2 separate regions of the Homo sapiens genome follow, and region 1 is linked to region 2. A link is a loop called in an ENCODE intact Hi-C map of the cell type or tissue named here. Cell type or tissue: IMR-90. All regions are shown on one strand.

Region 1 (5,000 bases), 290 kb after region 2:
GTGCAGAGGTTGCAGTGAGCCAAGATCCTTCATGCCACTGCACTCCAGCCTCGGTGACAGAGTGAGACTCAGTCTCAAAATCATAATAATAATAATAATAAATAATTGAAGTGAATGAGGCAGTGCTGGACTAATCTGGAATTCTAAACAAAAATTCTAGGAATCAAGGGCTTCTGGAACACACACATAAATTCTTTATTTTTAATTATAATGGTGTGCTAAATGATTTAAACACCTCATCTGAATTAAGCTTCATAACAACTTCATAAATATATAATTACTGAGCTCCATTTTACAGATGAGAAACCTGAGGCTCAGAGAAGGTAAGTAGAGCCTGAGTTGTCATAAATAGAATGGTGGAGACAGGATTCAAAAACCCATGTCAGAAGGACCCAAAAGCCTGTGCTCTGACGACTCTATCTACTGTCTCTGTACTGAAGGTAAAGGCCCCCTCACATTCCAGTTCCTCAGTTTGACTGTTCAATATGAAATAGGTCAGGCCTTACTCTTCATTTCTAACTGCCTGTCTTATGAAAGCTAGCTCTCTGGAAGACAGAGATGGTGAAACATTTTCTTCTCCCTCTATTTCTTTGGGCCAAGATGATCTGTAATTTTGCTCCCGGTTCTAAAATGTCCAAAACTCCCAAGAGAGACTTTTGTGTTTTTGACCATTGCCTATTCCACTGGTTCCCACTTTGGTTCAAGTCAGGCCCTTTGGGAGATACTCCCTTCCACAAGGACGGAGGCTCAGCTTGGAAAAATGTTCAAACTTCATTGAATACATAACACCACTGACTGCATTTCAAATCCTTGTCACTAATTTTGTATGGCTTAAGCTCCCGTCTCTTACTTTAATCTATTTAAATAAATGTCCTCACTTTTTAAAAAGACTCAATCTGGCCAGTTAAGGATTGGCCTTTCTCCTGTTCAAATTCTCCTAGATTCCTTTCTCCTGTTCAAATTTGTGATCATTCTCAGTTTCATTAAAAAATAAACAAATTCAAAGGCCCAGCAGCAGCAGCTCTGGCTTAGATCGTGAGCAAACTGGTTCTCTCAGCTCTAGAACCTTTAGATTTCAGATCCAGGTTCTTCAATTCTCATCTCAGGATTCCAAAGTCAATTATACCACACTAGAAACTGAGATTAAAAGAGAAGGCTTCGGGCACACCATCAAAAAGGCTTTGGACACACATGGCAATGAATGGCCTTGGAAGGTCCCATGTATTTAAAAAAAAAATGGGTGCTTCTCACTCCCTCAGGGGGGATCACATTCTTATGAATAATAATGTTAGTCCTATTATTTGCTGAGGGGACTGCTTGACACTGGGATAAAACAAATGTTTACTCGTGGCCTTAATGCATCAAAAAGGTATTAAAGTTTCAGGACGATTCCAGGTAGGGAGTGGTAGGAAACCTCTCAGCAGCTCTGCCTTGGGCTGTTAAAGAGAGTGCTGCTCCCATAAAAAGGGCATAGGCCACCCCAGCTCACTCCACCTCTGCCCTTTCACTTGGTTAATTCCATGAAGCAGCCCTTTAAACTAAGGTGAAAAAGAAAAATGTTAACCATAGACTGAAGTCCCAGGAGAGCAAGTGGGGGGAAAGAATTCAAATGAAAGTACTGCAAAGAATTCAAAATGAAGGAAAAATTCCTAGGCACCCGCAGAGCCAAGCTTGAAGCTAGGGGCTTTAGCATTTTCTGCTGACAAATGCTTCCAACTACCTAGTACCCTCATGAGCTGGTGAGGCTCTGGGAGATTACACAGTATGACCACTCACATGCTAGTCAAGGCAGATAGGCAGCTTTTGAAACCTGGTGGTGTGCTTCAAAGCCCTTCAAGTCCCCCCAAAACATTTCAAGAGAACAATCCCCATCTCTCTGAGAAAGGGTGGGGATGTGCTTTCTTAAAGACAAAATGATGGATGTGATGACCTCCCAAGGTCACTTCCAACCTCCAAGTGCTATTCTTTTGATACTAACAACTGCTGCCACCAAGTGCTCTGAGTTAGGCCTAGGCCTGTGACTAACTTTCAACAAAAAGTGGGGCGGAGAAAGAGAGCCAGGATTGCTCAAAGACCACTGAAAGAGGATCTCACTTCTTTCCCTTTTTAACCATCTGTGGGGTTTTTTTCTTCGTCTTCCTTTTGCCCCTCCTTTCTGCGTGTGTTGCATAGAAACAGAAAGTGCCTTTGTACCAATTACTAGGCACTAATTTACGCTCTTCAGTGGGCGCTGGGCTTGCTGGAGAAACATTAGGAAAAGGTGGGAGGGTCGGATGTGGGGGAGGATTCTAGCAGTGGAGGAAGGAATGGCATGCTACAAGCTTTTTCTCCAAGCCTGAGAACAGCCAAAGGGAAAGAGAGAGAGAGAGAGAAAAAAAAAAAAAGAACACGGAAGATTTGGAAGTCAAGACTAACAAATGCGACAAAGCTTTTTTTTTTTTTAATGAAGAATGCTAATGATCATAAGGCATTCAGAAATCAAACTGATGGGATAGAAAGCAGGCTCCAACTAGAGCATGTCAGATTGTTTTAGGGGCTTCTGAAAGAGTGAAGACTGGGAAATCATCCGCCCACTTTTCTTCTCAATGAACTTACTAAGGAAAACCATTGTCAGCCATTTTCCCAATATGTCATATGATGTTTCTCCCTGGGAAGTTCAATCTGGGAATTTCCCACAGATGTTGCAGAATGACTAGTCCTTGGGATAAGCGTCAACAATTGAGACAGGAATGTAAATCTGACCCTCATGTTCAGAATCCAAGAATTCATTTCCCTGAATCCAAGAATTCATTTCCCTCAGCTTACATCTTTGTGTCTGAAGGTAATGGGGTGTCACCATCCAAGTGGCACTGTATTTACTCTGGTACCTCCCTCTCTCACCCAGGAACCCACTTATACCCCTCCCCTCTCTCTTCTCACCACGCACAGAAGATGTGAGAGGAAAATCAAGGGAAACAGTGTGCGTACTCTGTAATTTGACTCCACTTATGTTTTCTATCGTGAAACTGTAATCTTGCCAGCAGAAGATTCTCAGAGGCCCCCCGACTGTCTTTGCTAGGGCAGATAGATGGAGGATGACACAGGACAAATGGGAAATGAGGAAAGAAAGGCAACTGGGTGGCTCCTACCTTGTGACTAGCAATAAGAGCTATAGGGTCCTAACAGCCTCCAGCCCCAGGGTCAGATTTCTGCAGAGAGCTTGGGCTGGGGGCTGAAGAACAGTCTGGGCATCTTTCACTTGATTCAAGGGAGTTTTACCCTCTTGTCTAAAACCCAGAAACAAACCCTATAGCAAACCCTTGCAGCCTTAGAAACCCATCCTCTATAGCTAGAAGCCATGTGTATGCAGCCTTTTGCATAGATTGTTATTCTTCCCTAACAGGATACTTGATATCACTCCTATTGCTGAGTGGGGTGAGGCAGTATCATCTCCCAGGGGGCAAAAATTGGTTCTGTGACAGGTGAAAAAAGTCTTAGCTATTACAACGATTTGTCGCCTTCGGAATGGGGCATAGTCCATAAACAGCTCAAGTGTATCTGTGGAATTAAAATGTAATGGGGGAGGCCAGGCGCAGTGGCTCACACCTGTAATCCCAGAACTTTGTGAGGCCGAGGTGAGCAGATCACTTGAAGTCAGGAGTTCGAGACTAGCCCGGCCAACATGGTGAAACCCTGTCTCTACTAAAAATGCAAAAAATTAGCCGAGTGTGGTGGCACACACCCATAATCCCAGCTACTCTGGAGGCTGAGGCAGGAGGATCAGTAATGGAGGGGACAATTATGGAAAAAGGGTAGAGAAACAGTTACCTGTGCAAGCCCCACTCAGGCCTAGTTGTACATCTATGTTGGATGAAGCAAGTTGGGTTATGAAATGCCATTCCACATCACTCTGGGGAGCCCTCTGGAAAGAAGAATGGGGTAGAGAGAATGTGTCCCTAAGGATCCAGGTACAGGGCTTCCGTTCCACTCATGAAGAGAAGAGATGGTGGTAAGGGCTGGGCAGGGCCTACTTAATGGGCAGCCCAGTGAGCTAAGGCCCCTTAGTCTAGGGCAAGGCCTTGCTCTGTCCCTAAGGCCCCACCTCCCAGGCAATGAAGTGAGTTTTTCCTGATACCTCCGATGACATCAGACTCTCCTTGACCAAACAGTTGACTCCAAAACCTTTTACAGTAATTAAGGGAGAAGAGTGCAAGAAGCTCAGGGCAACCTCATGCCTTTAAGCAAAATTCCCACCTAAGTTAGAGTTGGCTAGTGATGGACATTCCTAGAGGGACCAAAAAAATCTGTTTTCCATATTGGAGGACAACTTCTACTACAGAGGCTATCCAGGTCCCTCACACCAAGTATGCCAAGGATCCCAAGAATGTGTTCGAAGAGGCTAAGGAGCAGAAGCCGCCACTCCGGGCTTTTGTAGCCCCCACCTCTCCTGGTTTTTTATGTGAGCCTCCTTTTGCACTATATATATATATGTGTATATATATATACACATATATGTATATATATATATGTGTATATATATATACATATATGTGTATATATATGTGTATATATATACACATATATGTATATATATGTGTATATATATACATATATGTATATATGTATACATATATATGTATATGTATATATATACACATATATGTATATATATGTATACATATACATGTATATGTATATATATATACATATATGTATATATATATACTGAAAAATATTTTTTCATAGAACTGGGGTGTCATGGTTGGAATTTGGGGTTTTCTGATCTTCAGAATCCTATAACCAGTGTTATCAAACTCAACCCATTGTCACCACTTGGCGATAGCTGACTTAAGCCCCTCCAAAAAGAGAATAAGATGGCACCTGGCACAGAAACAAGGCCTAAGGTTTCTGTCATCCAGATATCAACCCAGCATGATTCAACATCAGCCTGTTCTGATGACTTCCGAGCTGGAATTAGAATGTAGTTGTTTCCTTATAACACTGCCTTTACCACCCGCCCC
Region 2 (5,000 bases):
CAAAAGATTACCTTGGTTTTGGGGTACAGAGAAGGCCCTCTTAAGGAAGTAATAGTAGAACTGGAATTTGGCCAGATGCATAAGGGGGAGACAAATGTAGCATGTGCAAAAGTGTAGAGGCATGAGAGTGGATGGTTTATTTTATATTTGGAGAGCATTTGAGAATCCCAAGGTATGTGATCATGGCAGAGGAACCCCTGAGTTCCAGGCTACATTCCTACTTATGATTAGCAGGAAGCCTGACTGCCTGCATTCCACTCTTTCCTGCTATTTCACTCCAAGTTCTCTTCAACCTTTGGACTAATATTTTGTCCATTCATTAGCCAACATCCCCACTCAACACACACACACACACACACACACACACACACACACACACACACACACACAGTCCTCATGCCTGGAGTCCTCTGTAAGTCTTTCCCCTATAGAGGATAGGGCCAAAAATGATGAGTTCAAAAGACTCTAAAATATTTTATTTGAAAAGCTCTGCCCATAGGACTCAAAGATTTGATCCGTATCATTCTTTAAAACAAAACAAAATAAACCCTCCAATGCTCTAAAAAGGAAAGAGGTTCCCTCTCTTATCATATTTGCTTTCTACCGCATATATTGATTTCCCCGGAGTTCTATCAATTTGGGTGGCAAAGTAAAGATTAAATGGTTCAGATGTCTGCCCGCAACAGCAGATTTTGCTCTATGTGAGTTCATCTTGTGTTCATTCATATACCGGACGCAGCTTTTGCCTTTGCTTTCAGGTAAAAACTGGAGAAACAGCACGTAGAAGGGAAGCTCATTGTCTACTTAGGAATTTCAGAACTGCAGAGAAGGTTGAGGGAAGTCTTCCCAGGAGAGTGCTAGTCTTTGTGTTGTAGAAAAGCAAAGAGTGAATGTAATTTCTGAAAACTACAATGTGATATGAGTTTTCCTTCATTTCCTTGTATGTTCCTAACAATCTGCCCCAAACATTGAGTCAAGGTTTTTAATGAGCATTGTTCCCCCAAATTAGTGTCTGATGATGGAAATGACTAAAATAATGTAGTAAGAATTGTGATAGGACATCTTTGGAATACTGGAGGGGATGTGATTTTTATCCTGTATTTTCTTAATTCTGATTCATCACATATGGGTTTCTTTCTTTATTCATATTTTATGAAGTGAAACAAAATCTTTCAGGAGGTAACCTACTGACAGCTCAGATCATTACTGTTTTCTACATACCTTAGCAAAAAAAAAAAAAAAGATGATTGCTGGAAAAATAATGAGGGATGCATCTCTTTGCTAAGATTTAAAAAACCAAGCCTGCTTGTGGTGCTATTATGGAAGAAGCTGGACAAGGTTTCAAAATCTAAAATAAGGTTAGAGTTATTTAATTCCATCAAACATCATGAGATGGTTGGATCATCTCTCCATGACTCGTGACACTCTTTTCTCATTTCAGTTTGGAATGAGCAAGAGTCATTTTAACAGGACTTATTTATTTACTCTCTGCATTGATCCATTTGGTGCGTGGTGTAAGTACTCGGTAGGGAAGCAGCTTTCTTAATTTTCTTACCATTTTCTTTGTGCAAGGTCTGCTGGATTTCCTTTCTCTGCCCTTGGATGACTTACTGTGGCTTTCCAGTTACTTTCAGGTATTAATAAACACCTTCATTTTCAAGGATTAGATGCAGTCAAGTCACAACTGCAATGTCTCATCTAGTTCAGATCTTCCCAGAGACTGGGCCACACAACAGCAGTAGAGAGAAAGGTTTGTGCTTTGTCTCTTCATACTTCACCTTTTTCTTCCCTACTTCTCCCTCTTACTGTACTGCTTCTGGCTGCTTCAGAGTTGGGAGGCAATGGGCAGGGTGGGGATGGAACAGAAAGGCAAAGGCTAGGGACAAAAGGTTTCACTTGCCTCTTGCTATTTAATCTAGAGTTGATGACCTTCATACAGCACATGGCCAAATTCTGGCATTCCTGTCATGGCCAATGGGGGATCCCACTTTAGTGTTGACAGACAGGGATGAGCAACTCTCTGGCTGACCATCTGTGAATCCTGCTTAGCTCATATAAGTCACGGTATGCCCTACCAGCTCCCTTCTAATGGAATTACCGCACTGGTAGGCAGTTCTCTTGAGAAGAGTCCTTTTAAGGTACTGTAGCCCAGCTGCCTTCTAAATTGCCCCCTCAAACTCTGGAAGTGCATTTCACTGGCAACAAACTCCTTTTTCTCTACTCTTCCCCTACGGGTCCCTATAGTCAGTTTTTTGCCTTTAGATGTATGCACCAGTGCCAGGCTCCATCTCTGCATCACACACACACACTCCAGTATCACTGATCAACCTTTTTCAAGAACTCTGATTACTTTCATCTCAAGGTCCAGAGCAACTGCAGAGCTCAGAAATTTCTGCTCAAAAGGGAGGGGATGAGGTTACATGGCAGTTTCCTTCCTCTACCTCTTCCATGAGTGGTTCGCTTAAGCCCCCTCCTTTAGATCAAGGTAAGAAAAGGGAAGCAATCCCCTTGCCTTCCCTGGAGAGGTCAAAAGGAAACACATAGCAGGGCAGCTCTAACCCAACTCTTTATAGAAACCCCATCTCCAATCTCTCTGATTCATCTCGAGCCTTCTCATATGCACAGGCTACAAGGGAGAGATGGGCTAACACTTGTAGAGCTGGGGTAGGTGCCAGGGGCTGCCACTTAACATATTGACAGTCTAGCACCACTCTTTAGAAAATAGAGGTTGTTGTCACTTATTGTTTGGGGCTTTGAGGTCTTAGCACAGATAGGAGAAGTCTCACGTAATATTCATTCATGCTTACGTCATCCTTGAAAGCTGTATAAAAAGACTAGAGTCTGACTTTATCATAGTAAGGGCCACCAAAACCCTTACAACTAAAGGCTTGTGAAGATAACTGTCAGACTCATAGGGTGGAAAAACATGCATCATAACTCATTATCTTTGGGTGCCGTCTGCTCACCATGGCAGCAGACCAGTGGGTATTTCCCTCTGGCATACATCTCTTCAGACCAGGTTGTCTGCCCTACTGGGGAGACAGCTTGTCCAGACAACCAGCAACACTGGAGCAGACAACACAACTGGAGTGCAAATGTGGCCAGCAGGGCGCATCACAGCTGAGTCAGAGGATGCCTCTGGCACCGCGGCCAAGCCAAGGGCAGTCTTAGGGGAATGCTGGTGAGCCAGACTGCTTGAAAATAAACATTCAGGAACCGCCTTTAAAGTTCTTTCCCTAATGCAAGGGGAAATGGCTGACTACCAGGGGCCACTGGTTCCACATGAAAAGTTCAGCTAATACAGAGGGCTGCTGCAAGAAAGGAACAGACAGCCTCTTCAGGAGCAAGTGTGCATACACCAGCACTGCAGGCTCCATCCCAGAAGGGGCCTGAGCACTGGCAGCATGACTGAGAACTGTGATCTTTCTTTCAACTGAATTTGAATTTTTTTTTTGCCTAGAAACCTCAGGCTCTTTGTGTATAATCCAGAATTAGGTAATAATAGATTGATTTTCACTCTGTGTATGGCAAAGCAGAACAGATTGTAGAGGAATGGCAATAAGCTTCTCAATTCTTAATCTTATGGGGGAACCCATTTCCCCCATATAACCTCTTTCGTTTTCAGTTCAAGTTGTAATACTTTAGAATCTCTGTGGCCTGCAGGGTATCCAGTGATTTGGCAGATTAAAGGATTCTGTCTACTTAAAGTCCATCTATACCTAGTTTCATCCTACTTGAATCTTAACGATCTGACAAAGGAAAAAAAAAAAAAAGCCTTTTCCAGAGGTTCTGGAAGCTCTAGAGCCCTATGCCAGATAGGAGTGTTGGGTTCATTGAACTAGGCAGGAAGATTCTCCTAATATCAGACACTGGACAAAATTTTCCAAGAACTCCAGGCTACCATCATTGTTTTTAGAAAGGAGAATACAATGGCACCTGCAGCCACCTACCCATTGACTCCTCTTCCTCAGAACAGATTGTATCTGATGACACACTCAGCCTGGTTTGGCTGTCATTCCTCCAGCCTCTTCTCCTGGGGCAGACACCTGAATGACAATTTCTGAATCACCCCTAACAGTTCAACTGAGATAGTAAACTCATGATGAGCTACCTTTTGTTCCCCAATGAGAAGCTTAATGTTGCTCAAATTGTCAGTAAATAGAACCCAGCTTTGGCAACAAATGAATGATGGAAAGAAAAAGGGTACAAGAGCATGCGGTCTAGTCTGGTGGTTCTGTATGAGACTTAGTGTCAGCAGTCTTGGTCTTATTCCCAGCAGCCTCTCTGACTCACTTTGGGCAGATCATGTTGTGTTTTCTGGATGCTTTTTGGATCAGAAATGTGACTGTGGTTCACTTGGCCTAGCATCCTGAGCACAAGTTGCTAGTGAGGCACTTTGGCTGCAAATGCACAAAATATTGTCCACACAGCAGGTGAGTTACTACCCTTTAAAGACAACTCTCAGATGTCCGTCATCTGCAAGGAAGATGAATTTACAACAAGGCTGGCTGTGGAAGCTGACACTAAGCTGGGACTAGGTGGGAAAGAGATTTCCTGGGAGAGATGGCTATGAAGGCTCTGAGGAGAAAGGAGCCAGAGTAGCTGGGGACAGGCCCAGTGTCCTTATGGGGCACAGCAGCCATAGTGCCTAGGAGCCATGGCATTTTTAGGGGTCCATGACAATATTTTAATTTTATTTATTTGAAAATTGGAAGGGTAAAATGAATATAATAATTTCTAGCCTACATCATATACCTCTTTATGCCAATGTAGTAATAAACTAAAATGTTAAGATTATTTTATTTATTTTTATTTTTTTTATGGAGGAATGAGCCCACAAAAGTCATAAAGATGCCCTGGGTAGGGAAAACTTTCAGCTCAGGACGCAAACCTGACCCCTGAGGAAGAGGAGAACCTGGGCCGATGGGAGCTGCTGAAGGGCCCCATGGCAGACAGAATGGCCTGCCCCTCTGCTATGCTTGGTCACTGCCTGGGAGCAG

What was found. Peaks named below come from ENCODE experiments on the same cell type or tissue, not always from the same donor. Only the 100,000 strongest peaks of a DNase experiment are listed, where the experiment ranks them.
Region 1: it touches region 2 in a loop (6-fold over the local background); 1 of 110 quality-filtered maps calls a loop at or near these places.

The regions. Positions count from the first base shown.
Region 1 is chr9:70,404,529-70,409,528 of GRCh38, forward strand. The region is part of intron 1 of KLF9 (KLF transcription factor 9); the gene reads right to left. LOC124900273 (a long non-coding RNA gene) reads right to left here. Exons shown (of 2, transcript XR_007061576.1): 2 at 1-3,901. Among named protein-coding and RNA genes, the nearest start is that of KLF9-DT, 7.2 kb to the right of the region's middle. In IMR-90, no CTCF peak of the experiment used is centred here; DNase peaks (open chromatin) are centred at 2,043 and 2,773; H3K4me3 peaks cover 504 bases; H3K27ac peaks cover 2,344 bases.
Region 2 is chr9:70,117,959-70,122,958 of GRCh38, forward strand. The region is part of intron 5 of MAMDC2 (MAM domain containing 2); the gene reads left to right. Among named protein-coding and RNA genes, the nearest start is that of MAMDC2-AS1, 55 kb to the right of the region's middle. In IMR-90, a CTCF peak has its summit at 3,119; DNase peaks (open chromatin) are centred at 253, 3,133 and 4,293; H3K27ac peaks cover 191 bases.